2 separate regions of the Homo sapiens genome follow, and region 2 is linked to region 1. A link is a loop called in an ENCODE intact Hi-C map of the cell type or tissue named here. Cell type or tissue: mammary epithelial cell. All regions are shown on one strand.

Region 1 (2,500 bases):
ACTATGCCAGGTGAGGGTCGGCTGAAGGGTGCAGTGTGGGTGGGTGGGGGTGTGGGTGAGGGCTGCTGCTGCAGGTCTGAGCCATACCCCCTCCTCACAGGCAGGCGGGGCACCATGAGCTGGCGGAAAGGCTGGTTGAGTGCCAATATGAGCTCACTGACCGGCTGGCCTTCTACCTCTGTGGACGCAAGCCGGGTGAGCAGAGCTTGGGGGGCGCCTGGCTGTGACAGGCCTGGCTGGGGCTGGGCAGGTGGGACCTGGACGCACCCGGCAGCAGGTGCCATGGTGACAGAGCGGCTGGGGAGCAATGTTGCTAGGCAACTGGCTCCTGTGAAATTACTGCAGGCTCTGGGCCATAGCATCGCTGGGGCTAGGGAGTGGGGGTGGGCATCCTGCATCCTCCCACGAGCTCCCAGCATTCTTGGGGGTGGCCTGCCCTCCCCACTTTCCCCTGACACTTCTGGGTGCCAGCCCTGCTCATGGCAGTGAGGTGGGCTCCCAGCTGCTGAGGCCACCCAGCACTAGTGAGTGACTTGGCATTTTTATTTTTGTTCAGATCACAAGAATGGGCATTACATCATCCCACAGATGGCTGACAGGTGAGTGCCCACCTGATGCCCCTTTCCAGAGGCTGTTGGATGCCATGTGGGTGGCTGACCCCCAGAGCTCCCAGCCCAGGTTTCAGAGGCCTAGGACCCTGCTCCCTCCCCCCAGAGACTAGAGGCACAGCTTAGTCCTCAGTCCCTAATGCTGGGCCCCAAGGCAGGTAAAAAATGTCAGCTCCATATGTGGCCCGCATAGCCTGAGCCCCGTGACTGTCAAGTACATGGAGGGCTTGGGTGTGAGAAGCTACCTGTGGGCCGGGCGCGGTGGCTCACGCCTGTAATCCCAGCACTTTGGGAGGCCGAGGCGGGCGGATCACCTGAGGTCGGGAGTTCAAGACTAGCCTGGCCAACATGGAGAAACCCCGTCTCTACCAAAAATACAAAATTAGCCAGGCGTGGTGGCGCATGCCTGTATCTCAGCTACTCGGGAGGCTGAGACAGGAGAATCGCTTGAACACAGGAGGTAGAGGTTGCGGTGAGCCGAGAGCACGCCATTGCACTCCAGCCTGAGCAACAAGAGCAAAACTCCAAACTCCGTCTCAAAAAAAAAAAAAAGAAAAAGAAACAGAAGCTACCTCCGGCTGGGAGGGTGGGCCACTGGGTTCTGTCCCAGTGGCACCGACCCCACTGTCTTTAGAGAAGCCTCTGCTCTTCGCTGAAAAGATGGGTGGGCTTCAGGGATGTGACTAACTTTGTGACTGCTGGCTAGGCCTCTAGCGTGCTCAGAATTAGGCACGTGCGCTGAGGCTGGTTGAATGAGGTGTTTCTGCTTCCGTCTGAGAGGCAGTGTGGGACACCCCCTGCCACTCACCCAGCACATAAGATGGATGCTGGTGCCACCTGGTGGCCACCTCTGATGGCCATGTCCTCATGCCAGGCTGTGCCTGCTGGCCTGGATCTGGAGAGAGGAGGTGCTCTCCTCCCCAAGGGCCTGTGTGGGCAGATGGGCATAACCAGGCCTGGGCGACTCAGATCCTAAACCCAGACCTCTTCCAGACCCCAAGGCTCCTACTTCTATGGTCTGATTCTACCTGGGTTGTGTGTGCATGCGTGCATGTGTATGGTAAATACACCCAAATATGGGCTCCATTCAACAGCACATTAACTGAGCACCTTCCCGGAGCCAGCTACTGCTCTTGGCACTGGGAGCACAGAGGCAGCTGAGACACAATCCCTGCCCTTAAGGAGCTCACAATCTAGCTGGGGAGGCAGCCTAGCCAGGTGATTCTAGTCCTCATGGGGGAGTGCAGCAAGAGAGGCAGAGGCATGGAGGGTAGAAATGCTGCATGGGAATGGAGGCAGCCCCCGGGCTGGAGCACAGCATGGGAGGCAGGGAACCCTACAAGCAAGACTGGGATAGAGACGAGCTGGAGAATGAGCAGCCCCGAGAGCATCAGCAGGAGCAGTGACCATCCCGAGAGCGGAGAGTTCCAGGCACAGAAGTGTGAAGTCATCTCTGCTGCTTACTGGCTGTGTGACTTGCAGGCTGCTTGACCTCTCTGAGCCTTGGTTATCTCTCCTGGAAATGGAGATGACAGCATCTATTTTTCAGGGAGGAGAGGATTAGATAAGAATGTATGCAAAATGTTTAGCCTTTTTTTTTTTTTAAGAGTTGGGGTCTCGCTCTGTTGCCCAGGCTGGAGTGCGGTGGCTTGATCATAGCTTACCACAGCCTCAAACGATCCTCCTACCATAGCCTCTTGAGTAGCTGGGACTACAGGCACATGCCACCGTGCTCAGCTAATTTTTAAATTGCTTTTGTATCTCTGTGTTGCCCAGGCTGGTCTCCACCTCCTGGCCTCAAGCGAACCTCCCACCTTGGCCTCCCAAAGTGCTAGGATTACAGGTGTGAGCCACTGTGCCCGTCCCTAGGGTATTCTGATGAAGTATGTTTG
Region 2 (2,500 bases), 430 kb after region 1:
TACGAGGAACCTGAGGCTTGTCTAGAAGAACTTCTCTGACTTTGAGAATAAGCACCACAGGCCTCCATCTCTCACACCCAGGAAGACCTTACTGATATTTTATTTAAATTGCTGTGGCTGACCCTTAAGCTGGCTTCCTTTTTTTTCTTCTGTGGAAATGGAGAAGAGTTGTCATTTATATGAAAAAGAGAACAATGCTTCATTATGTTTATTCCCTCCTGTCTACCAGAGGGGGTGGATAGGAGAACATAGTGCATGTGGTACATTTAGGAGACCCAGAAGTGACCCAAGTCCTGATGAGATGTGGGGCAGGGCTGTGGAGGATTTTGGGAAAGGATCCTCAAGGCTGGCTCATGGCTTTGGGCCTTGGGGGAGCTTGGCAAAGCAGAGGCAATTTGGAAGTCCCCGGGGGCCATGAGGAAATCCCCAGCAGCTGAGAGACCTCAGAGAGCAGCAGGCCTGCTGTCGGGCCAGTCAGGTGGTCCCTGCAGTCGGCCGCATATGCCTGCCTAGTCTTTGGGGATTGACTCAGGGTCTTGGCAGAGAGGACAAGCCCAGGCGTCCCTACTTGGGCTCTGTGCCCGAAAAGGTGTGGTGGCACATGGCTCTGAGCAAACTGATGGGTGTGCCAATGCAGGGACTGGGTGGGTGTAGGGGCTGGGGGGAGTGTCAGAGCCCCAAGCCTCGGCGACCACCTCTGGGGCAGTGATCTGTGGCTCGCCGTCCCATACCCACTGACCTTCCTGATTGCTTGTCTCTAGACAAGCCCCTCTCTAGAACAGGCTTTCCTGGCGTCTTTTGACCTTGCATTCATGTATTCATTCATTTATTCCATCAATAAGCATTTACTGAATGCCTACTATATGTAGGAACTGTTTTAGGTTCTGGGGATAGAGCGGTGATAAAAACAAAGTGGGCACCGAGCTCATCCCTGCCTCTTCTTGCCCTACGCGTCCTGGGGACGGCGAGAGGCCATCTTGCCGCCGCAGCCCCCTCGGGCCGGAGCTCCTGGGGGACGCCTCCTGGGGGTGGGGCCTGGAGGCCGGCCTGGCGGAGGTGAAAGCGGCCCCAGCAAAGCGGGAGGGTAGATGAGAAGGGGGCTGCCACCCTCTGCTGGGCGCCAGCGGCGCTGCAGGGCGGAGCTTCCAGGGCTCTAGGCGCATGTGCTGGGCTTGGCCCCACCCCCTTGGCCCCGCCCAGGCTCCGGCTGGCCGGTGGGCCAACCCGGGAAGTGCCGCCCCGGGCCTGGGGCTGACTCGGCCCTCACAGAGCCTGACCCGTGCGTAGGGTGCTGAGTGGCTGGGGTGGCCCTGGGCATGCGCCGTTGGTCACTCCAGGTTTCCTCTCAGCCCTCCTTCTCCTCTCTGAGACCATCCCTAGGCTTCTTAAAGGGAGTCTGCCCTATAACCCTTCAGAATCCACTGGCTATCGGCACTGGTAGAATTTCATAAAAAATCTTGGCACCTCAATACCAATCGCTGTCTCCTAACACTACTGTTTCATACGAGGTGACATTTTGTTACTTACACACACACACACACACACACACACACACACACAAAAGAATAAAGGATAATTCCTCCCAAGAAAGGGAAGGGACTCCTGCGCTGGCATTTTCTTTGAGACAGGTGTAGACTCTAGTACTGGCCCTAGGGCTGGTGCTGAGGACCTCTGAAGTGGTCATCCTGGAAGTGCACCTGCCACCCTAGTGGCTGGGCCCTCCCACTTCAAAAGCAAGTGCTCCAGGCCCTCCTGGCCCTGAGCTCTGAGTGCTTTAAACAGGACTCTCCCCAACTCCCTAAATATAGTTCTATTATTGACACTTTACACACCGCAAATTTGTAATACAAGGATCATATAATTAGTACCCATTTATGGCAACAGTGCTTATAGACTTTTTTTTAGGAGTTTTGATTTACAGGGGAACTAGAGGGACAAATGGGGTCAGAGAAGTATTCTTTTGTTAAGATATATTTTGTTAAGATATATATATCTCATTGTTAAGATATATCTTAACAAAATATATCTTCCCAAGCTTTAAACCTTGGTATCTTTCCTTACTTTTCTCAATCTCCACCCAGACCCGCTTGTGCCCATTTCCCATCCTTCCCCAAATAGTCACCAAGTCCAGCTTATTTTTTCTCTTGAGTCACCCTCTCTTCCCCATCAACTGCCAGAATCCTAGGCAGACCCTTCTTATCTCTCATTTGGCATCACCTTTTACCTTGACTTCCTTTTTTTTTTTTTTTTTTTGTCACCCAGGCTGGAGTGCAGTGGCATGGTCGTAGCTCACTGTAATCTGTAACCTTGAACTCCTGGGCTCAAGTGATTGATCCTCCCACCTCAGCCTCTGAAGTAGCTAAGACTACAGTTGCAGGCCACCACGCCTGGCTAATTTTTAAATTTTTTGTAGACGGGTCTCTGTGTTTCCCAGGCTGGTCTTGAACTCCTGGTCTGAAGTGATCCTCCTGCCTCTGCCTTCCAAAGTTTTGGGATTACA

The links. A loop is a pair of places that touch in the nucleus more often than their neighbours do. Peaks named below come from ENCODE experiments on the same cell type or tissue, not always from the same donor. Only the 100,000 strongest peaks of a DNase experiment are listed, where the experiment ranks them.
Region 2: a loop joins it to region 1, with 2.6 times the contacts of the local background. A loop is called at or near these places in 3 of 110 quality-filtered maps.

Annotation. Positions count from the first base shown.
Region 1 is chr17:29,579,437-29,581,936 of GRCh38, reverse strand. It overlaps GIT1 (GIT ArfGAP 1), which reads left to right. Exons shown (of 20, transcript NM_014030.4): 5 at 1-10; 6 at 101-195; 7 at 557-599. It also overlaps a transcript of TP53I13 not described here. Among named protein-coding and RNA genes, the nearest start is that of GIT1, 9.0 kb to the left of the region's middle. In mammary epithelial cell, a CTCF peak has its summit at 1,450 (motif pointing left); a DNase peak (open chromatin) is centred at 1,406.
Region 2 is chr17:29,147,643-29,150,142 of GRCh38, reverse strand. The region is part of intron 2 of MYO18A (myosin XVIIIA); the gene reads left to right. The region is part of intron 1 of LOC124903967 (a long non-coding RNA gene); the gene reads right to left. Among named protein-coding and RNA genes, the nearest start is that of MYO18A, 32 kb to the left of the region's middle. RefSeq lists enhancers at 248-297, 318-507 and a silencer at 888-1,367. In mammary epithelial cell, a CTCF peak has its summit at 1,110 (motif pointing left); DNase peaks (open chromatin) are centred at 492 and 1,122; H3K4me3 peaks cover 768 bases; H3K27ac peaks cover 1,764 bases.